Linked DNA regions of Homo sapiens: region 2 is linked to region 1. Evidence: chromatin loops called from intact Hi-C (ENCODE). Cell type or tissue: heart left ventricle. All regions are shown on one strand. Each heading gives the region's core, and the rest is flanking DNA. Links, peaks and the distances in the headings are about the cores only.

Region 1 (11,638 bases), core at 5,012-9,011:
GGTTGGTCTCAAATTCCTGAGCTCAAGCAATCCTCCTCCTGCCTTGGCCTACTGAAGTGCTAGGATTAGTAGGCATAAGCCACTATGCTCAGTCAGTTTATTGTGAAAAATATCATGTATACAGTAGAGTATATGTATCTTACAGCAAGTTATAAAACATATTAATCAAACATCTGATGATCAGCACTCGGGTTAAGAAATAGAACATCAGCCAGGCACAGTCACTTACACCTGTAATCCCAGCACTTTGGGAGGCCGATACAGGCGGATCGCTTGAGGTCAGGAGTTCAAGACCAGCTTGGCCAACATGGTGAAACCCCGTCTCTACTGAAAACACAAAATTAGCCAGGCATGGTGGCGGACGCTTATAGCCTACTCAGGAGGCTGAGGCGGGAGAATCACTTGAACCCAGGAGGCGGAGGTTGCAGTGAGCCAAGATCACCCCATTGCACTCCAGCCTGGGAGACAGAGCGAGACTTCATCTCAAAAACAACAACAACAACAACAACAAAAAAAAAGAAGAAATAGAACACTAGAACCTTGGAGTCTTGCTGTGCTCCTCTTCCACTGTATCCTCATCTTCCCCTCATCCCTGCAGAGATCATTTCTATCCAGATTTTTGTATTATAATTTCCCTGGAATTCTTTATGGTTTTGCCAGCTGTGTATGCATTCCTTTAAATACATTGTGGCTTTTTGCCCTTTCTGAACTTCATGATACATGGAATTATACTACATGCGGTGTGATTTGCTGCTTTAGATCAACGTCATGTTTATGAATTCATCCATGTTAATGTGCATAGATAGCTATTAGCTGTTAATTTTCATTGTACTGTGATATTCCATCACATGATTATACAACCATTTATCCATTTGCTATGACCTGACTGTGTCTCCCCAAATTCACATGTTAAAAACTTAATCCCCAATGTGACAGTGTTGGGAGATGGGCCTGATGGAAGGTGTTTAGGTCATGAGGGCTCTTGTGTATTAATGCCACTATAAAAGTGCTTTCAGGAGTGAGTTCACCATTTTCTGCTTTTCAGCCATGTGAGGACATAGCATTCTGGGGATTCTGCTAAACATTCTACAATATACGGGACGATCCCTCACAAAAAGAATTATCCAACCCAAAATAAGCAGGGTTTTATTCTGGTTGGAAGAGGAATCAAGCTTTTTTCTGTGATGAGTAGAGCTACTTTCCATGTTTGTCTCCATGCCTGCTGTGGGAGCTCAGTGTCATTTCAAGTTCCTCTTCACTCAGTCCCCCCATGCACCCTCCCCAGCTAGTAGCCCACTTTCACTAATGAGCACTTCTTTACTTTAGCTTGGGGACAAACACTGCTGCTGCTTCTGCTGCTGAGTGTAAGGGAGTGGAGGGAAGGGTCTTGAGACCCCTGCTGTCATGAAGTCAGTTGTGTACTCTCAGCAGCAGTTTATGAGGGTTCTTATTTTCCCATATCCCCACCAACACTTAACAGCAACAACCTTTAAATCTGTTGCCAGTCTGATGGGTGCAAACTGGTATCTCAGTGTTAGTTTAATTTGTGTTTTCTTAATTAACGATGATTTTGTTTTGTTTTGTTTTGAGATGGAGTTTCGCTCTTTTTGCCCAGGCTGGAGTGCAATGGCGCGATCTCGGCTCACTGCAACCTCCACCTCCCGGTTCAAGTGATTCTCCTGCCTCAGCCTCCTGAATAACTGGGATTACAGGCGCACACCACCATGCCCAGCTAATTTTGTATTTTTAGTAGAGATGGGATTTCACCATGTTGGCCAGGCTGATCTCAAACTCCTGACCTCAGGTGATACACCCGTCTCGGTCTCCCAAAGTGCTGGGATTACAGGCGTGAGCCACCGTGCCTGGCCAATTAATAATGATTTTGAACAGCTCTTTGTAACTCTGGTTTCTTTCTCTGAATTGGCTATGTACATTCTTTCCCATTTTTCTATTTGATTTCCTATCTTTCTCTTATTGATTTGTAGGATTTTATTGTATACTTTGAATATTAGGTTTTTGACAGTTTTTTGTGTTGCAGATATCTCTCATTTATCTGTTGCTTATTTATAGTGTCAGCAATTTAACAGAATTTTGATGAAATTCATCAATTTTTCATCTTCCATTTTATGCTTTTGAGATATTGTTTAAGAGATTTCCCCCCACTCCAGTATCACAGAAGTACTGTTTTATGTTTCTCCTGTTGATGTTACAATTTTACCTTCCACATTTAGGACTTTGATCCATCTGAAGTCTTTGCGAATGATGTAACTTGGGATCCAATTTGATTTTTTCCACATGTTGATCCAGTTTTCCAAACACTATTTACTAAGTGGTCTGTTTTACCCCATTACTTGTAGTGCCCCCTTTATCATTTATCCAGTCCCTATATATACATGGGTCTTTCTCTGTACTCCCTTTCATTTTTTTTTTCCTTTTTTTGGAGACAGGGTCTCACTTTGCCGCACAGGCTGGAGTGCAGCGGCGCGATCTCAGCTCACTGCAACCTCCACCTCCTGGGTTCCTCCCACCTCAGCATCCCGAGTAGCTAGGACTACAGACAACGTGCTACCATGCCTGGCTAATTTTTAAATAGTTTTTATAGAAACAGGGTCTTGCCATTTTTCCCAGGCTGGTCTCAAAGTCCTGGGCTCAAGCAATCTACCTGCCTTGGCCTCCCAAAGTGCTGGGATTACAGGCATGAACCATGGCACCTGACCTGCACTCCTGTTTCTACTTCATGGGTTTATTGGTCTTGTTCTTGGGGCAGAAAAACTGTTGTATTATTGTGGCTTTGTAGTATGTCAGTATTAGTTGGCTAGGGCTGCCATAAGAATGTGCCACAGAATGGGTGGCTTAAGCAACAGAAATTTATTTTCTCACAGTTCTGGAGGCTAAAAGTCTGCGATCAAGGTGTCGGCAGGGTTAATTTCTTCTTAGGCCTCTTTCCTTAGCTTGTAGATGGTCACCTTCTTCCTGTGTCTCCACATGGTCTCCTCCTGTGTGTCCCTGTGTCTTCATTTTCTCTTCTCATAAGGACATCAGTCATACTGGATTAGGGCCCACCCCTAATGACTTTATTTTTAACTTAATTACCTCTTTAAAGAGGTAATATCTGTCTTTATCTTCAAATACACTCACATTCTGAGAAACTGGGGTTTAGGACTTCCACATATAAATTTAGGGTAGACACACTTCAGCCCATAATAATGTTTTAATATGTAGTATAGCAATTATCCCCTCCTTGCTTTTCTTTTTAAAATATTGTCTGAGCTGTTTATAGGTCTTCATTTTTCCACAAATATTTTATAAGAAATTGGTCTAGTTCCTTAAAAGAGTCCAGCTGGAATTTTTATTTAGGTTGAATAGGATGTATACATTAATTGGAAAAGATTGACATATTTATAATGTTAATTCATATTCATTCAAGACCATGGAATATCTTTTAATTTATTTAGATATTCTTTTTTGTACTTTAACAACAATTTCAACTTTTTCTTAATAGAGACTTTTGAATTCTTTGTTAAGGTATTCCCTTACATGTAAGTCTACCTTACATTTCTGGTTGCTGTTGTGAAAGTTAATTTATATATTTTCTATTGTATTTGATAGTTGATTATTATTAGAAATGCCATTGATTATTATAAGTTGATTTTGTATCTGGCAAACTTATTAAACTCTTGTTAGTTTTATTAGTTTGTTTATTCTTTATTTTTTCCAAATAGATGGACTATTGTCTGCAAATGACAGTTTTCTTTTCCTTTATTTCAATACTTATATATTTTAGTTGTTTTTGTTATCTTATGGCATTGACTGGTAGATCTAATACTGTGTTAAACAGTGGACTGGATACTGTGAATCTTTGTTTTGTTTGTAGTTGTATTAGTTATCTATTGCCATGTAACAAATTATCTCAAAATTTAGCAGCTTAAAACAGTAATAAATGTTTATTCTCTTATACAGTTTCTTTGGGTCAAGAATTTGGTTTCAGCATGGTTGGGTGATTCTGATTGAGGATATCTCCTGAGGTTGCAGTCACAATGTCATCTGGGGCTGCAGTCATCTGAAGGCTTGACTGACGCTGGAGGATCTGCCTCCAGGCTGGCTCACTCATGTGGCTGTTGGCAAGAGGCCTCAGTCTCCTGCCATGTAGACCTCTCCCTAGGGCTGCTTGAGTGTCTTCAGGATGTGGCACTTAGCTTTCCCCAAAGTGAGTGATCCAAGAGAGCATGATCTGTGTCAGAGCGAGATGGAAGCCTCAATGTCTTTTATCATCTAGTCTTGGACTTCATACTTCATCATTTACACAAGGTTCTATTGGGTATACAAGTCGGCCCTATTGAATGTGAGGGGGGACTACTTGAAGGTGTGAATATCAGGAGGGAGGGATTATGTGGAGGCCATTTTGGAATCTGGCTGACACACCAGTCTGAAAGAAAGTGCTTCTAAATCTCTGTTAAGAATGACATTTGTTATAAGTTGTGGATATATGACTTTTATCATTTAAGGAAGTTCCCTTCTCCTGTTTTGTTGAGATATTTAAAACAAAAAAAGTATTAAAGACAGTTAAGGTGGGTGGGGCAGCAACCTTACAAGCAAATGAATGTGACAGGCCTGCACACACAGAGCCAGCTTTGGATCTCTCCCGTAGTCCTGTGTGATAAGTGGGAGGCATTGGCCCATCATGAGCCCTCTGTAGCTGAAGAACTCTGCAAAAACAGCCCTTTCTGCCTTGGGAGAACTGGCATAGCTATTTTACTTTTTTCTTTTCCCTTGCAGTGTCCAAGACAAAGATTTTGGCCACAGGAGGAGCATCTCACAATAGAGAAATCTTACAGGTAAGCGTTAGTAGTGGGCCTTACACCATGGCCTCTCCCATATCTGTTATGTCTAAGAGCCAGAGACTGGATAGGAAGGACAGCCTCCATTCCCACTCCTGCAGGAATGGGGAGCTCTTAGCTCACACTCCAGGAAGCAGCTCTGTTGCCTTACAGCTCACACTGTGAGTGGGATCTGTCTCACATGCAGGTGAATTCTATGGCTGTGTACAATCCACTCTCTGATACCAGCACTGTCCTCTGGAGTCACATGGAAAGTGCCTGTTCTTCCACATGGCAAACCTTCTCACATCTAGTGCCAGTGTTCTTGTCTTCCTCAAGGCCTCTGCCTTCCAATGTAACCATCGCTGATTCTCCAACCAGTCCTCTTATAACACAGTTGCCAGACTGTTACTGTCCTTCTGGTCCTTCATTATGCCAGAAACATATGACCAAAAGTAGAATCAACCTGCAGATGTCTGACACTCAGACTGTCACCTGTGGGGCTGTCAGAGCCTGTTATGGAGACATTGTGCATTTTTGGGTGTAGCCTGGGGCTGCCTTAACTGTTAGAGTAACTGTATTAGCTGTTTGCTTGTGACTACCTATCTTAGGTAAGATTTTTCTAGAAACAGAGCCTGAAATGGGAATTCTTCTATAAGCAGTTTGTTGAGAGAGTACTCCCAGGAAGAAGGAAGTGAGGGACTCAGGGCAGTGCAGAGGAAGAAGGATAAGTGAGGATATGGTCTTGTCTGGAGTCTACTTCAGCTCCATCCTGGTGGGGAGGTGGGGCTCTGGAACATGAATTATACCACAGAGCTGATTTTACCTTGGGACAAGGGGGCCAACAGGCCACCCTGGGGAGGTTAAATCTCCTGTGAGCGGTGGCCTATGCTCAGCCAAGGTCAGCTTTCTTGAGGAGGTAGTGCTGCAAGCCATTAGTAGCCAGTACTCACAGCAGCTGGGGCAGGATGCACAATGGTCCAGTGAGGGGGATCTGGGTCGGCATCAGTGGCATCTACTACAATATCTCTGGTCAACTAAGACCTCCCCCAAGTTCTTTCCATGTGAACTCCTCTTAGTACAGGTCCTCCATTTGAAATGTATGCAATTTATTTGTGAACCTAAATGGGAAACTTCACCATTATGCCCATGAAACATGCTCTTGTTAGCTTGGGTTTGTTTGGGCTTGTTAATGTTAGTCTAATACCCAGCTGTCTCCAGCCCTAGGTCAGTGCCATTTGCTAAACATACTTCCTAAATCTTCTGCCTTGTCTTTGGTGAAATGGCTAAAAAGTACAGGGACAGCCTGGGGAGCTGTGGCTCTCCACTACGGACTTCCCCCAGCTCATCCTGACTCTATTATCACCAGGGTAGCATGACCAAGCATACTCCTCTTAAGGCAGTCGAGGTGGAATGGAAGGGGTCAGAAGACATATGAGGGAGAGAGCCTGGAAAGTGCATCCCACAATGTCTGTGTTCCCTCTGAGGAATGGCTCACCACAGTAGAACCTCTGTGTCCTTTTCAGGTGCTTGCAGATGTGTTTGATGCCCCGGTGTATGTTATAGACACTGCCAACTCGGCCTGTGTGGGTTCTGCATACCGAGCTTTTCATGGTAGGTTGATGGAGGGAGACAGCTATCTCTGGAAGTGGCCAGGACATGGGGTGGGCTGAGGAGGGTGGAAAGGGGAGAGTGAGGTGTACCCAGTCTTTGGGGACATTGGAGTCTTGGGGACTTCAGCTTCATTTTTCTAGCTCCCAGCAGGTGAGAACCAACCCATACTCTCTGTTCCTTTATTCTTTGCTTAAAGTGGAGAAAAAGAGGCTGGGTCCTAACTGAATGAGGTCTGGTCAGAGTTAAGGTCAGCACAGGGACATGGGAAAAGAACACAGGGCATGGTTGAGAGCACGTGGGCATGAGTCTGGACAGCTAGAGGGCAGGAGAGGTGGACAAAGTCCAGAGCCGTCTTTTCAGCAAGAACAGAAGTTGAAACAAAGGGGAAGGCTTCAGGCCCAAGCAGTCCAGGACCCTGGACAGCACCATGGAGCCCTGTTGCCCTGTTGGAGGCCTCGCTAAAACTCTGGGTATTAAGGGAAGCTCCCCGATCTAGGCGAGTTCTGGCAGGAGCAGCACCTACCTGCAAGGGCAGTCCTTCAAGTTGGATCAATTTGCTCTGTCTCCTGCTTGCTCAGGGAGCTCCTGTAGCAGCCCAGGTGGTTCTATTCTTTTCATATTCTTAACATTTAACATACCTATTTCAGCTTATATTTTTCTTTTCTTTTTTTTTTTTTTGAGACGGAGTCTTGCTCTGTCACCAGGTTGGAGTGCAGTGGTGCAATCTTGGTTCAATGCAAGCTCTGCCTCCCGGGTTCACACCATTCTCCTGCCTCAGCCTCCCGAGTAGGTGGGACTACAGGTGCCTGCCACCATGCCCAGCTAATTTTTTGTATTTTTAGTAGAGGAGGGGTTTCACTGTGTTAGCCAGGATGGTCTCGATCTCCTGACTTTGTGATCTGCCCACCTTGGCCTCCCAAAGTACTGGGATTACAGGCGTGAGCCACCGCACCCGGCCTAAGCTTATGTTTTTCTATCAACGTTGAGAATTAATCAGGCAACATATCCTTCTCTCAATAATTAACCTTGGCCGGGTGTGGTGGCTCATGCCTGTAATTCCAGCATTTTGGGAGGCCGAGGCGGGTGGATCACAAGGTCAGGAGTTCGAGACCAGCCTGGACAATATGGTGAAACCCCATCTCTACTAAAAATACAAAAATTAGCTGGGCATAGTGGCACACACCTGTAGTCCCAGCTACTCGGGAGGCTGAGGCAGGAGAATCGCTTGAACCCGGGAGGCAGAGGTTGCAGTGAGCCGAGATTGCGCCATTGCACTCCAGCCTGGGTGACAAAGTGAGATTCCATCTCAAAAAACAAAAAAAAATAATTAACCTCTTACTCATTTATTCTCTCCCCACCCCATCTACCTCACCCTGCCTCATGCCATATCCTATATCAAGATCACTTGGGAATTTATTTCCAGATTCTTATATTAAGTACATTTAATATTATATTGGCTTTTATTCACACTTACCTATGAGTCTGCCTGCCTGCCTGCCTGCCTGCCTGCCTGCCTGCCTTCCTTCCTTCCTTCCTCTGTTTGTTACTTTGTCTTTTTTTTTTTTTTAACTTCCTGACATTTCGGTTGGGTGCAGTAGCTCACGCCTGTAATCCCAGCACTTTGGGAGGCCAAGGTAGGCGGATTATGAGGTCAGGAGATCGAGATCATCCTGGCCTAGAGGGTGAAACCCCGTCTCTACTAAAATACAAAAAAAAAAAGAAAATAGCTGGGCATGGTGGCGCACGCCTGTAGTCCCAGCTACTCGGGAGGCTGAGGCAGGGGAATAGCTTGAACTTGGGAGGCGGAGGTTGCAGTGAGCTGTTGCAGTGAGCCGAGATCGCACCACTGCACTCCAGCCTGGCAACAGAGCAAGACTCCATCTCAAAACAAAAAACAAAAAAAAACAAACTTCTTCTTCTTTCTCCTTTATTTCTATGCTGAGGTTTTGTTTTGTTTTGTTTAAGACAAGGTCTCTGTTGTCCAGCCTGGAGTGCAGTGGCGTAGTCATGGCTCACTGCAGCCTCGACCTCCTAGACTCAGGTGATCTTCCCACCCCCACCTCAGCCTCCCGGATAGCTGGGACTACAGGCACACACCACCACACCTGGCTAATTTTTGTAGATATAGGGTTTCGCCATGTTGCCCAGGCTGAACTCGAACTCCTGGGCTCAAGTGATCCCACCCACTTCACCCTCCCAAAGTACTAGGATTACAGGCATGAATCCTAGTGCTAGGATTACCGCACCCAGGCTGTATGGTAGTTTTGTTGGAATATACAACCTAAATAAATATTTTAAGAGAGAATTCAATAGGTGATGGTTTTGAGGCCTGACATGTCCAACAAGGCCTTTGTTTCATCCTCCCAAATACTGGCTGGGTAAAAGACTCTATGTTCAAAATACTTTTCCTGAGAACTGTGAAGATACTCTTCCATAATCTTCTGGCCTTCAGGGTTGCTGATGAGAAGTATGGGGTCTGCTTCATAATTCTTTTGTGGAAGTGGGAAAGGAGTTTCCCTTTAGGGACTTCACTGCCATCCTGCACTGTGTTTTGTTTTATTCTTTTTCCCTTTCTGTGCTTGCCAAAGGGTACCTGGGCCACTGCCCTGCTCTGCCCTCCAAAACCAAAGCCCGAGCCAAATCTTAGCTCACCAGTCCCTACCCAGAGGGATACTAACCACTTCATTTGGAGATATCTTCTCCCCATCTGGGTCTGGGGATGACTGTCTTGTGTAGCCAGTCTGCGAGTATGAGTGGAGATGGAACCAGAGTCTTTTGATTAGTTTCTCTGCTGTCCACCCCACCACCATTCCAGTCCCTCATCCATTCTGCTCTGAGCTGGGATTTTCTAGCATTTGGTTAGGAAAACTGGTCCTCACATCTTCAGAGGGCCCTTCTTCACTCCTGGTGGTGGTGGTGTTTGTATATCTGACGCTACTACCTACCTTCCCTAGAAATTGCTCATTGTTTCTTGCCCACCAATGGCAACCTTCCCCCTGCTACTCATTTGCTTGGTGAGTAATTATTGAGTGCCCCCTGTATGCCAGATGGTGTGCTAGGCACCATGGTTATAGTGGTGACCCGGAGAGACACAGTATCTGGCCTCGTGGACTTTACAGCTCAGCAAAAGAGGGATCTTAAACCAATAATCACTGAAATATATGGGCACAAGTTGGGAAAAGTGCTCTGAGGAAAAGCAGATGGTGCTGAGCGCTAAGGAGGGCCTCCTGAGCAAGTGATGGTCTTAGGTGCATCTTAGCTGAGGAGAAGGGAACAGGCATGTGAAGAGTGGAAAGAACATTCCATACAGTGAAAAGGCTCTGAGGCAGAATGAGTGGAGAGAAGACCAGGCTGTCCAGAATGTGGTGAACGAGGGGAGAGAGGAGGGGCAGGCAGACCCTTCCCCATCATATGTCGAGGTTACCCGACCTATTCCATGAAAGGCACAACCACAAAGAGAAAGACAAGCTGGGTCCTGCTGGAGACAAGCCTGCACTTGCCATTTTTTTGTTTTGTTTTGTAATTTTATTGAGGTACAATCTATATGACATAAAAATCATCCATTTTAAGTGTCCAATTCATTGATTTTTCATAAATGTACTGAATTGTGCAACCATCACTATAATCCAGTTTTAGAACAGTTTGCCACCCCAGTGAGATCCTTCGTGGTGTTTTTGGTTAACGTCTTCACTTGCAACATGCACTAATGTGAAGTGACCTTTCCCTTCTAGGTCTTGCAGGTGGAACAGATGTGCCCTTTTCAGAGGTTGTGAAGTTAGCTCCAAATCCCAGACTAGCTGCTACCCCAAGCCCGGGAGCTTCTCAGGTGAGAGACCATCGGAATTTGTTTGTAGCATTTGCATTATGAAAGCCCGCTAGGGTTTTTTCCCCCACCAAAAGGTCACCTACATTGAACGTGATGTGCTCAACTAAAGGAGAAATTCTGCTTTATTGAAATTATCAAGAAAATGGAGCTAAAGGGCCATGTTGTCAGCTGCAAGTCACAGATACTGCTGATTTTACAGCCAGGGTCAGATGGATTGCTGGGCATATTTGTATTGCTTCTTATGCCTCACGGTGGGCCCTTCCATGTCACTGGGCTATAAAAGCTACTGAAAGGATCCATCACTGAAATTCAAGACATGCTGGGTTTCTAGCACTGAAATCTCAAGTCTAGACCCAAGATAGCTGTGCAGTCACCCAGGCCAGGAAATCCCTGTGAAGGCAGACCTCACTTGTTGCAGGTTGGGTCCCTCAGAAAGCAGAGTCTGAGATGTCAACTAAGATATATGAGGTTTATGGGAGTCGGGGGAGTTGCTCTTGGAATCCACAACTGCAGAAAGGAAAGGGAGTAGACAGGATTGGACAGAGGGAGAAGGTGAGCAGCAATGCAATTTCTGGAGCCTAAGCTATTCCTACAGAAAGCTCCGAAGCTGAGATGACCTTTAGAGTTTTACCCAGTTGGTCTAAGGGGCTGGGCCTTTATACCCCATGTCAATCAGTCATCACATGTGGGCCACCCCAGGATGGGGTGAGGCAGCTCTTTATAGCTAAAGCAGTCTCCAAAGTGGGCTGTCAGCTGAGGGCTCTCTGCCAACAGCACTCCCATCAGTTGGGAGAATAAGTTCTTCATTCCCGAGGTGAATCTGGATGGCACACCATAGCATCCGCCACACCACTGCACCTATTTACAGAAGGGTCTGGCAGCCCAGCAGCAGGGGTGGGTGCATCTTGTAAGGAACTGTGAAGGGTCTGAGATTTACCTGACTTGCAAGCTAACAAGTGAGCCTGCCACCATTTTGTAGCGGCAGGCAGAAGACACGGGACTCCTGGATCAGAGACAAAGGGCTTTATTATGATGAACCATGATGAACTCATGGTTCATCAGGAAGCATGAGCTTCATGCTTGCCTCATTTTCCCTTGGCCCCCAAATTCCACAGGGTGATGCAAAGTGGGCCCAGGTGGATACTGGCACATAATAGTCTGTGATACAACTAAATGATCCCGAGCATAGAAAACTCCCAACCTTGTAAAGAAACTGCGAGCAAACCTGTCTAAACTTTGCCACCAAAGGAGACATTATCCTTTTTATTCTTGTCAGCAAACAGATAAACATTCTCTCCAGTGTCTCTGCCCTGGAGAGAGACACTATCTTTATGTCTCTATACTTTACAAACATCCTTGAAAAGATGGTCTGAAACGAAAG
Region 2 (11,638 bases), core at 2,479-6,478, 48 kb after region 1:
TTCCTCTCTCTCTCTCTCACTCCCTTTTTGTCTCTCTGTCTCTTCCCCTCCCTCTTTCCTTCTCTCTTTGACTTTGTCTTTCCCCTCTCTCTTTCCTTCTCTGACTTTCCGTCTTTCCCCCTCTCTCTCTCTTTCCTCTTTCTTTCTCTCTTTGACTTTCTGCTGGTCTTTCCCTGCCTCTACCAGCCGCTTATGCTGCTATTCTCCCCTATCCTTCCTCATGGCTTTGGCAGTGTAAGACTGCCACCTCCTTGGGTTTTTGCACTGTAATAACGCCATGATTTCCTTGTGATATTTAATGGGGGTTCCCCCAGAGGTTAGGAACTCCCTTTCTTTCCATATTGCAGCATGGGCATGTAGGATTAGATAAGCATACTTGCTATCTATATACACATTTATTCTTTTTCCCTTTCCCAGTTCTAAGGCTCACGTAAGTGCCACTAGTTCTACTAACTGATCGCTGGTCCCTGGGGGAAGAGGCTTACTTTCAAGTACTGTTACATCACTAACTATGGCATAACCTGCCCTTTGTATCTTATTAGCCACAAATGAACTTCCAGCAGTATGTAAGTTAAGGTCAGGATTAGCTAAGGGGACTTCTAAGAGATCCTCTCAGGCAACATAAATCTGGACTATAATTTGTTGGCAGTCATGCTTGATTGGTTCTCCATCCTCTGGGAGAAAAGTAGCAGGGTTGAGGGCTGCACACATGCATATTTGAAGCACCAGTCCCTCAAGGAGTAGCTCCTGGTATCTAAGCCGGTGGTTGTCTGATAGCCATAAACTTCCTGTGGCACCTAGTATGCCATTTACACCATGAGTAGTCCAGACAGTGAGATTCTTTTCTTGTATTATTTTGATAGCCTCTGATACTAAGATGGCCATTGCCGCAACTACCCATAAACAGTGAGGCCAGCTTCTTGCTACTACATCAATTTCCTTACTTAGGTATGCCACTAGTTGTAGGGTTGTCCCACGAGTCTGAGTAAGGACTCCAAGAGCTAATCCTGCTCTCTCTGTGATATATAAAGAGAGGTTTTGTCCTGTGGGAAGGCTTAAGGCTGGAGCTTGTACTAGGGCCTGCTTTAAGGTTTTGAAGGCTGTTTCTGCTTCTGGTTCCCATTCTACTAGATGAGTATTTGCCCTCTGGGTCTCCGTGATTAGAGTATAGAGTGGTCTGGCCATCTCGCTCTATCTGGGGATCCATAGTCAGCAAAACCCAGTGATTCCAAGGAACCCCTGCAATTGTTTTAATGTCTTAGGGCAAGGACAAGCCAGTATAGGCTGTATTCATTCCTTGCTGAGGGCCCTGGTTCCTCTGGCTAAGACTAGGCCTAGCTATTTGACTTGTTGTAGGCAGAGTTGGGCCTTCGATTTAAATGCTTTGTACCCTTGATTAGCTAGAAAGTTTAAGAGACCTAGAGTAGCCTGCTGGCATGAGGCTTCTGAACTGGTAGCCAAAAGTAAATCATCCACATGCTAAAGGACCAGAGTGCCTGGACTTGAGAAGTGGCCTAGAACTTGGGCCAGTGCCTGACCAAACAGATGAGGGCTATCCCTAAACCCTTGGGGCAAGACCGTCCACATAAGTTGGGATGTGTGGTCTGTGGGATCCTCAAAGGCAAAGAGAAACTGGGAGTCACAGTGCAGGGGAATACAGAAGGCATCCTTGAGGTCCAGAACCATGAACCATTCTGCTTCCTCTGGTATTTGAGAGAGCAGGATATAGGGGTTGGGTACAACTGGATATAGAGGAATTACTGCCTTATTAATGCGTCTAAGATCTTGCAGTAGTCTCCACTGACTGTTCTGTTTTTCTACTCCTAGAATTGGGGTGTTGCAGGGACTGCTGCATTTTTTTTTTTTTTTTTTTTTTTTACTAAGACTTGAGCTTTTAAATGTCTAACAATATCCTGTAATCCTTTATGAACTTCAGGCCTTAAGGGATATTGCGTTTGATAGGGAAAAGTGGTGGGGTCTTTTAGCCTGATTTGGATTGGGCGGGCATTTTTGCCCTTCTGCATTGTCCTTCCAATGCCCAGACTTCAGTGTTGATTCCCTCCTTAAGCAGGGGACAACAAAAGGGTAACTTGTTCCCCATATTCACGTAGATAATAGCTCCAGCTTTGGCTAATATGTCCCTCCCTAATAAGGATATGGGACTTTCAGGCATAACAAGAAAGGCATGTGAAAAGAGCAAAGTCTCCCAATTACAATTGAGGAGGTGGGAGAAATACCTGGTTACAGGCTGTCCCAGGATTCCTCAGATGGTAATGGACTTTGAGGACAGCCGACCAGGGCAGGAGATTAACACTGAGAGGGCCGCACCAGTATCCAAGAGGAAGTCAATTTCCTGTCCCTCAATAGTTAAATGTACCTGGGGCTCAGTGAGGGTGATGACATAAGCCGGTGCTTGTTCCAGGCACCCTCAGTCCTGTTGTTGGATCGGCTGGTTGGGGGATTCTGGCCTAGAGAACATTTGTCCTCTGGGGCAGTGTGCCTTCCAGTGATTGCCTCGGCATAGTGGACATGGGCGAGGGGGAAGCTTGTTTCTCACTGGACAATCTTTTTTAAAGTGTCCTTGCAAACCACACTGATAACAAGCCCTACCAGCTGATTGGCCTGCTCTATTTTCTGTCCTCTCTGAACCACCAGGGTTTGTTTGTCTGAGGGCCATGACTAAGGCTGTGCCCTTTCTCTGATTTCACTTTTTCTTCTCAGCCTGTTCCTCTTGGTCCCTTTTATAGAACACTGAGGTTGCCATGTTTAATAATGCCTCCAGATTTTGTTCAGGGCCTAGGGCTTTCTTTTGGAGCTTTCTCCTGATATCTGTGACTGATTGGGAAATAAACTTATCTTTTAGGATAAATTGACCCTCGAGGGAGTCAGGTGACAGGGGAGTGTATTTTCTTAAGGCCTCCTGTAGATGCTCAAGGAAGACAGAAGGATTTTCTTCCTTTCCTTGAGTTATGGTGGACATCATTGAATAATTCATGGGCTTTTTCCTAATTCTCCTTAGTCCTTCTAGAACACAGGTCAACAGATGTTTGCGACACCAGTCCCCATGATCTGAGTCTAGGTCCCAGTGGGGATCCATACTGGGGATGGCTTGCTGACCGGTAGGGAATTTGTCCCTTTCTTCAGCTGTCATTCTATCATTTACTTGACTAAAATACCAGGTATCTCCAAACTCTCGGGTTGCAGCTAAAGCCACATTCTTTTCATTAAAGGCCAGGGTTTGATCTCATAGCATGACATCTCTCCAAGTGGGGTCAAAGGTTTGCCCTAGACCCTGTAGGACATCTATATACCTATCAAGATCATCTGAAAACTTCCCCAGGTCTACCTTAATCTGCTTTAAATCAGAGAGGGAGAAGGGGACATGTACCTGGATTGGGCCAAATTCCCCTCCCCCTACAGTTTGAATGGGACATAACTGATAGCCTGGGGGTTTTTGTGGTCCTTTGGAGATTTCTTTGCTTGTTTCCTTCTGGGCAGAGAAGATTAGAGGAGGCTTATCATTAATAGGAAGGGGAGCTATAGGGAGGCTAGGATAATGGGGGTAAGCTGAGAGGTCCTCCTGTGGAATGAAAATTGCAAGCTTTGCATAGTTGTGGATTCTCCTTCAATGAAAAGAAAGCTTGGACATAAGGTATTTCACTCCATTTGCCTTCCCTCTTACAGAAAAGGTCAAGCTGCAGGATAGTATTGTAATTTACACTCCCCTCAGGTGGCCATTTTTCCCCATCAGAGAGAGAATATTGGGGCCAGGCCATAGTGCAGAAAAAAATGAGTCACCTCTTTATCAGGGTTTGCGGGTCAAATTGGTCCCAGTGGCTTAGGATGCATTTCAAGGATGAGCCTGTTGATGCCTGAGTGTTTCCCATCTGAAAGAAAAAACCGCCCATGGTTTTGGTTTGTTTCTGCCCATGCCCCCCCACCCCTGGCCTGCCCAAGAATCTGCAATGGTCCCTGGACCCTGCTGATCAGAATAGTTGTACTCACTGATGCAGTAGCAGAAACACTAGTTTTCCTCCTAAACCACAAGGAGGACTGAGGAAGGTCGGATTTAGTGGCCCTTACCGACACATTCTTGAAAACCTGCACCCTTGCCTTCCCTCTTAGACCGCAAAGAGGACCAAGAAAAATCAGGTTTAGTGGCCCTTAACAACACATTCTTGAAAACCTATTAGAGTCCTAAGCATTTTCTCCTGTTAGTATTGGGACCTTACCCCTTTCCTATAAAGATGATATTCCCCAAAAATGGAGTGGAGGGCCATACCCTGAGGGAGGGAAGAGATCTCCAGGGTTGGAAGAGTAATGCCTTTTGTCCTTACTTCTCATCATATGGATAGGAAGGATATAATTTCTGAAGCTCCCCATATAGCCTTTGTTAGGCCTGCTTGTCTGAGGAGGGATCCTAAAAGGATAGTTGAACTCCCCCACGCGACGGGGCTTTGGGCAAAAATTATGTCTAATTGGTGAGCCTGGGTGCCTAAAGAAGGGAACAGAGTCATGAAATTTATACTAGACATCATTCTTATAGGAGAAACTAGAAAAGCACCAGAAACAGGGAGTGCTTTCTAAAAGCGGGACTAGTCTCGGAGAAGAGAGGCAGGAGGAAGTTTGTCTGACAGGCATTAGGACCCAGGAGGCAAGGGTCAGGATAGATAGGATAGATGGGCAAGTGTTGCTTGGGCAATGTAACTTTGAGAGTTCCACTCATGGCTACATGGTCAACCAACATTTTGTTGGGACCTTGGAGCTGAATGGCTTTCCTTTCTGTCAACCCTTGGGTCAGCCCAGATGTACAGGAAAAGTGGAAGCTGGTTCCAGGTAAACCAACGCTCCCAACTCCGAAGAGTCAGGGTTTGTTAGAGAGCCCTTTCCCAGAAAGCCTGACACCCATGTCTTTAGTCCGGTGGCCACGCTAGTCACTTTTAACTGGCTGACAGGTGCCTGGTGTTTAGTCCCTGAATCCTAAGGAAAAATAGGACAGAATAGCTAGCGAAAGGGGTCCAATGGTACTCACTGCTTGACGATAGTCCCTTCTTGGTCACCAAGAAGTGTCTGGAATTGGTTCCTTCTGGTGGATTCTTGGTCTTGCTGACCTCAAGAATGAAGTCGTGGACCTTTGTGGTGAGTGTTACAGCTCTTAAAGGTGCCACGGACCCAAAGATTGAGCAGCAGCAAGATTTATTGTGAAGAGTGAAAGAACAAAGCTTCCACAGCATGGAAGGAGACCCAAGTGGGTTGCTGCTGCTGGCTGGGGTGGCCAGCTTTTATTCCCATATTGGTCCCCACCTATGTCCTGTTGATTGGTCCATTTTACAGTGTGCTGATTGCCAGATTAGAGTGCTGATTGGTCCATTTTACAAACGTCTAGCTAGCCACAGAGAGCTGATTGGTGCATTTTTACAGAGTGCTGATTGGCACATTTTACAGACTTCTAGGTAACCACAGAATGCTGATTGGTGCATTTTAAAATCCTAGCTATAGAGCACTGATTGGTACATTTTACAATCCTCTTGTAAGACAGAAAAGTTCTCCAAGTCCCCACCCCATCCAGAGTCCAGCTGGTTTCACCTCTCAGTAGCAACCCTGAGTGAAAAGAACAAAGCTGGAGGCATCACATTACCTTACTTCAAAATATATTACAGGGATGTATTAACAAAAATAGCATGGTACTGGTATAAAAATAGACACATAGACCAATGGAACAGAATAGAGAACCCAGAAATAAAGCCACATATTTATAGCCAACGAATCTTTAACAAAGCTGACAAGAACTTATATTGGGGAATGGAAACCCTCTTCAATAAATAGTGCTGGGAAAATTGGGTAGTCACATGCAGAAGAATGAAACCAGACCCCTATCTCTCACCATATACAAAAACCAAATCAAAATGGACTAAAGACTTAAATTCAAAATTTGAAACTATGAAAATACCAGAAGAAAACCTAGGGAAAACTCTCCTGGACATTGGTCTAGGCAAAGAATTTATGACTAAGACCTCAAAAGCACAGGCCATAAACACAAAAATAGACAAATGGGACTCTATTAAACTAAAAGGCTTCTGCAAAGCAAAAGAAACAATCAACAGAGTAAAGAAACAACCTGTTGAATGGGAGAAAATATTTGCTAAGTATTAATCCAACAGGGGACTAATATCCAGAATATACAAGGAACTCAAACAACTGAACAGGAACAAAATCCCAAATAATCCCATTAAAAAGTAGACAAAGGACATGCATAGACATTTTGAAAAGAAGACATATAAATGGATAACAGCATATGAAAAAATGCTCAATGTCACTTATCATCAGAGAAATACAAATCAAAGCCACCATATAATTATCTTATCCCAGCTGGAATGGCTACTATTATAAAGACAAAAAATAACAATGTTGACGAGGATGCAGAGAAAATGGAACTCTTTTTTATTTTATTTTTGGAGACAAGGTCTCACTCTGTTGCCCAGGTTGGAGTGCAGTGTCACGATCATGGCTCAGTGGAGCCTTCACCTCCTGGGCTCAAGTGATCCTCCCACTTCAGCCTCCTGAAGAGCCGAGACCACAGGCATGCACCACCACATCTGGCTAATTTTTTTTTTTTTTTTTTTTTTTTGTAGATACAAGCAGGGTCTCCCTATGTTGGTCCAGGATGGTCTCAAACTCCTGAACTCCAGCAATCCTCCCTCCTCGGCCTCCCATAATGCTGGGATTACAGGCATGTGTCACCACATCTGGCCGAAAAGGGAACTCTTATACACTGTTGGTGGGAATGTAAACTAGCACAGTTATTATGGAAAACAACCGTATAGAGAGTTCTCTAAAAACTAAAAACAGAATTACTATGTGATCCTGCAATCCCAGTATTGGATAGCTACCCAAAGGAAAAGGAATCAATATATTAAAGGAATACCTCCATTCTTGTTTATTATTGCACTATTCTTAAAAGAGAAGATATAGAATCAACCTAAGCATTCATCAACGGATGAACAGATAAAGAAAATGTAGTATATATACACAATGAAATACTATTCGGCCATTAAAAAGAATGAAATTGGCCAGGCATGGTGGCTCATGACTGTAATCCTAACACTTGGAGAAACTGAGGAGGAAGGATTGCTTGAGCCCAAGAGTTTGAGACCAGCCTGGGCAACATAGTGAGACCTTGTCTCATAAATTTTAATTAAAAAAAAAAGAAACCCTGTCATTGGCAGCATCGTGGATGGATCTGGATATATCTTAAGTGAACTAAGCCAGGCACAACAAGACAAATATATATTCTCACTTATATGTGGAAACTAAAATATTTTATTTTATGGCAGTAGAGAGATAGATAACAGAGACTGGGAGGGGTGAGTAGGGAGCTGGGGTGGGTGGGTGAAGAGAACTGGGTTAAAGGGTACAAACATACAGATAGAATAAACTCAATGTCTGATAGCTGAGTAGGGTGACTATATTTAAGAATAATGTATTGATCTTGGGTGATGGATACCTAAATGCCATTACTTGAACAATACACATTATATACATGCAACAAAATTTCTCATGTCCTCCATGAATTTGTACAAAAATACCTGTAAAAATCAAATTAAACTAAAATCCTTGACTGATAATCCCATTATCTCTGTCACTTCTGTATCTGTTCCTATTGAATGATTTTTCTGCTTCTTTTGGGTCACATTTTCCTGCTTCTTCCTATGCTTAGTAATTCTTTTATTAGATGTGGGCATTTAAAATATTTTTTTACTGAGTGTCAGATTGATAGAATTTCTTTAAAAAGTGATGGTTCCTCTGGTGGGTAGTTAAATTAACTTATAGATCAAGTTGATCATGTCAAGGCTTGTTCCTTTAGCTTAGTATTGAGGTTTACAATAGCCTTTATTATCTAGGGCTGGTTTAGCTCCACTATGGAGTGACTCTCTGGGTCTCTACTGAATGTTCTGAGTTTTCCATGAAGACTCCAATTTTGCTGGGTGGAGCTAAACATTTCCCCATCCTGTGTGAATTCTTGGAGGTTCTCAGGTATGTCATATACCCTGTTGTATCCTGCTCCCTCTTGCGCAGAGGCTCGCCCACACAGCTTTTGTTGCTATTAGTAGTTTGTCTCTATTTGCTTGTATTTTGATGTTTTGAGGGAAATCCTGTCACCTGGTTTTTCAGTGAGTGCACTTGGATGGTCTGGTTTTTTCCATACAGTTGCTCTGTGTTTTTCATTTTTATTTATTTATTTATTTTAATTAATTAATTATTGCTATTTTGTGAGACATTCAAGTCTTGCTCTGTTGCCAGGCTGGAGTGCAGTGGCATGATTTTGGCTCACTGCAACCTCCACCTCCTGGGTTCAAGTGATTCTCCCACCTCAGCCTACTGAGTAGCTGGGACTACAGGTATGTGCCACCATGCCCAGCTAATTTTTGTATTTTTAGTAGAGACAGGGTTTCACCGTGTTGGCCAGAATGGTCTCGATCTCTTGACCTCGTGATCCACCTGCCTTGGCCTCCCAAAGTGCTCAGATTACAGGCGTGAGCCACCATGCCCAGCCTTATTTTTATTTATTTTTAACAAACGGGGGTCTCACTATGTTGTCCAGGCTAGTCTTGAACTCCTGGGCTCAAGTGATGCTCCTGCCTCAGCCTCCTGATGTGCTGGGATTACAGGCATAAGCCATCACACCCAGCTTACTCTGTGTTTTCATGTGAAGATTTTGAAAGATTCAAAAACAATGCAGCCAACAACCTAACCATCATCTTCCCAGTCTGGTAGAAGTTTTAAGGGCCAGCATTTACCATGCTCTCTTTCCCTTGTCTCTCCAATAGTAGAAGCATGTATCAAAAGGTAGCCCTCTTAGTCTGTGTCCCTGAGTTATTACAATGAGTAGAGCTTGTTTGTTGACCTCCAATGGATATGTATCACGAGAAAGATATAAATTTTGTTATTTTAAGCCATTAAGGTTTTGGGATTTTTCCATTAGCACAGCATAATCTAATCTCTCTTGAGAGATAGTGTTAGCTTTCTACCCAAGCCAATTCATTTTTTTGACCTCAAGTAACCACCATTAAGTTAAGAGAAAGGGGCGGGGAAAGTACGAGGTCTAGGAAGAAAATAAATAAGGCAAAGAAATAAAGCACTTTGAGAACTGTGTCTAGGAAATAACAGATAGCTTATTAAGTCTTGGGGGAACTGTATTACCAAAGAAAGTATACACTGCCCACCCCTCCCCCAACAATTATACACTGTGAATGGTACTCTCATAAAATTGTTTAATTTCGTATTGCTATGCCTAAATTACCCACTACAGTGAATGTCTAACCAGGGCCTCTCAGAAACTGAGAGAGGGTGAGGCCACTTATATTTTCTCAAATGAAGAAATTCCCAAATAACATTATAAAAACTGTGGTTACTTTCAAAGTTTATCTTGCTAAATGAATGTATTTAATCCCTTAATAGAATTCATTATAATTATATAGATGCCAAGTCTTATTACAATGCTATAGTTTTCCATCTTCTTCCATAGCTTGATACTAAAGAATGTCATGTTCAACTGATTCTTCTCAATTCCTTGGTTTCTGGTCTTGATTGTTGAAGGGTGGGGAAGCCAGGGAATAGTGGTCCTAACACACTGAATGCCTTAATGGCAGAATTCACTGCCATAAATTCTACAGCAGACATTTGGGGTTTCAGATTTTTTTTGCCTTTCAGTTTTTGGTCACCCGATGTCTGATACCAAATGTGATATTTAGCAATCTTGTAGTCGTTCAAAAGAACAGAAAACCCAAATAGAACTCGTTTTTCAAATATCCATTATCACCTTTCTCAACCAGCCTAGTATTTGCTTGATGAGCTCATGATCAAAATGATGGCAGGGAATCACTTTGGTTACTATATGGAAGATTTATTTAAGGCAAGAATGAATTCAGAGGACCAGTTAAGCTCCCTTCTGGTTCACTGCTATTGCAACAGTCCAGATATAAGACAATGTTGCAGTAGTGTACATGGAAAAAAGTAGTCGGATGGTGGATACACTTTTGAGGCTATTTTGCTGATGGACTGTATATGGGAGGAATCAAGTATTGTTACCGAAACACCAGGGGTTTGGTCTAGGTCCTGCTGCTCGGTGCACAGAAAGCCAATCACTGAGATGACAAGTATTGCCAAGGAAGAAGGCTTTAATCAGGTGCTGCAGCCAAGGAGATGGGAGTGCAGTCTCAAATCCATCTCCTTGACTGACCAAAACCAAGGGTTTATATAGCAGGAAAGAAATGTAACAATATGTAAGAAAACAGGAACATGGGAGGGGCAAGGAAGCAATCATGGTGACTGAGGGGCCCAGCATCTAGTGCAGTGATCTGGTTTCAGTTCTTTTGATACTTTTTATGGCTTCAGTTCTTTGATACTTTTTGTGAGAGGCCTGAAGGTCCTTTCCTGAGGAAGGAACTCGGATAAAACAAGTAAGTTTCCAGCTTTAACTGCAAAAGGGTCAACTTCTATAATCCCAGCACTTTGGGAGGCTGAGGCAGGCAGGTCACCTGAAGTTGGGAGTTCAAGACCAGCCTGGCCAACATGATGAAACCCTGTATCTACTAAAAATACAAAACTTAGCTGGGCATGGTGGCGTGCCTGTAATTCCAGCTACTTGGGAGGCTGCGGCAGGAGAATCACTTGAACTCAGGAGGTGGAGGTCGCAGTGAGCCGAGATCGTGCCACTGCACTCCAGTGAGGGCAATAAGAGCCAAACTCTGTCTCAAAAACAAAAACAAAAACAAAAACAAAAACAACTGTCTATGGGACTCTTTGGCTGGTTTCAGTAGGACTCATAAGGTTCTGATTTGAGCAATGGTGTAGTTGCTTATGCCATTGATTCAGACAGGGAAAACTGGGGAGGAGATTTACGGGGAAAATGAGGACTTCTGCTTTGGCTAGGTCAAATTTGAGATGCCTGATAGGCTACCAACTGCAGTTGTCAAGTAAGCAGTTGGATATAAATTTGGGGTTCCCAGACAGGTCAGAGTGGAAGACACAGATATTTGGGCAGCTTGGACCACTCTGAGTCCTTATTATGATACCTGACCTGGTATGGAGTAGAAGAGAGGAACCAGCCAATCTAATTTTTGGCACATGGATAAAAGTCGATACCTTTCAGTCCATATTGGAATGGAGATAACGATTTATACTCCCTAGAAAAGACACTTAAACTGGATATGGAATTACTTCCGTTATCACAGTCTATCACTGTGGCCTCCTGTGTTATTACCAGATACCTTATACACAGCTAGGGTGTCCCATACAACACTGCTTCTTGCTTGGCACACAGTCGCATAGTATTCAATCCTGTGTTAAATGGCTTAGATAATAAGTCACCTGTAGGGATTATAGCAAGCAGGGACCATCATTTTCACATAGAATTTCCCAGGACTGGAAGGGACTTTTAAAGACCCAGAAATCTTTCTGGGCAGTGCCTCCAAAGTGTGGCCCCTGAGGTGTTCCTGCTGCTCTGGTGACCGGGGGTAGTTGACCCTATTTCAATGTCAATCAGAACAATATACATTCCTTTATAAACTTGTTTTTTTTTTGAGAGAGAGTCTCACTCTGTCACCTAGGATGGAGTGCAGTGGTGCAATCTCAGCTC

The links. Peaks named below come from ENCODE experiments on the same cell type or tissue, not always from the same donor. Only the 100,000 strongest peaks of a DNase experiment are listed, where the experiment ranks them.
Region 2: a loop joins it to region 1, with 1.8 times the contacts of the local background. A loop is called at or near these places in 1 of 110 quality-filtered maps.

What each region holds. Positions count from the first base shown.
Region 1 is chr3:38,390,729-38,402,366 of GRCh38, forward strand. XYLB (xylulokinase) reads left to right here. Exons shown (of 19, transcript NM_005108.4): 16 at 4,777-4,835; 17 at 6,344-6,431; 18 at 10,163-10,257. Among named protein-coding and RNA genes, the nearest start is that of XYLB, 50 kb to the left of the region's middle. In heart left ventricle, for the core only: no CTCF peak of the experiment used is centred there; a DNase peak (open chromatin) is centred at 6,847.
Region 2 is chr3:38,440,867-38,452,504 of GRCh38, forward strand. ACVR2B-AS1 (ACVR2B antisense RNA 1) reads right to left here. Exons shown (of 2, transcript NR_028389.1): 2 at 10,161-11,638. It also overlaps a transcript of XYLB not described here. Among named protein-coding and RNA genes, the nearest start is that of ACVR2B, 7.2 kb to the right of the region's middle. In heart left ventricle, for the core only: no CTCF peak of the experiment used is centred there; no DNase peak of the experiment used is centred there.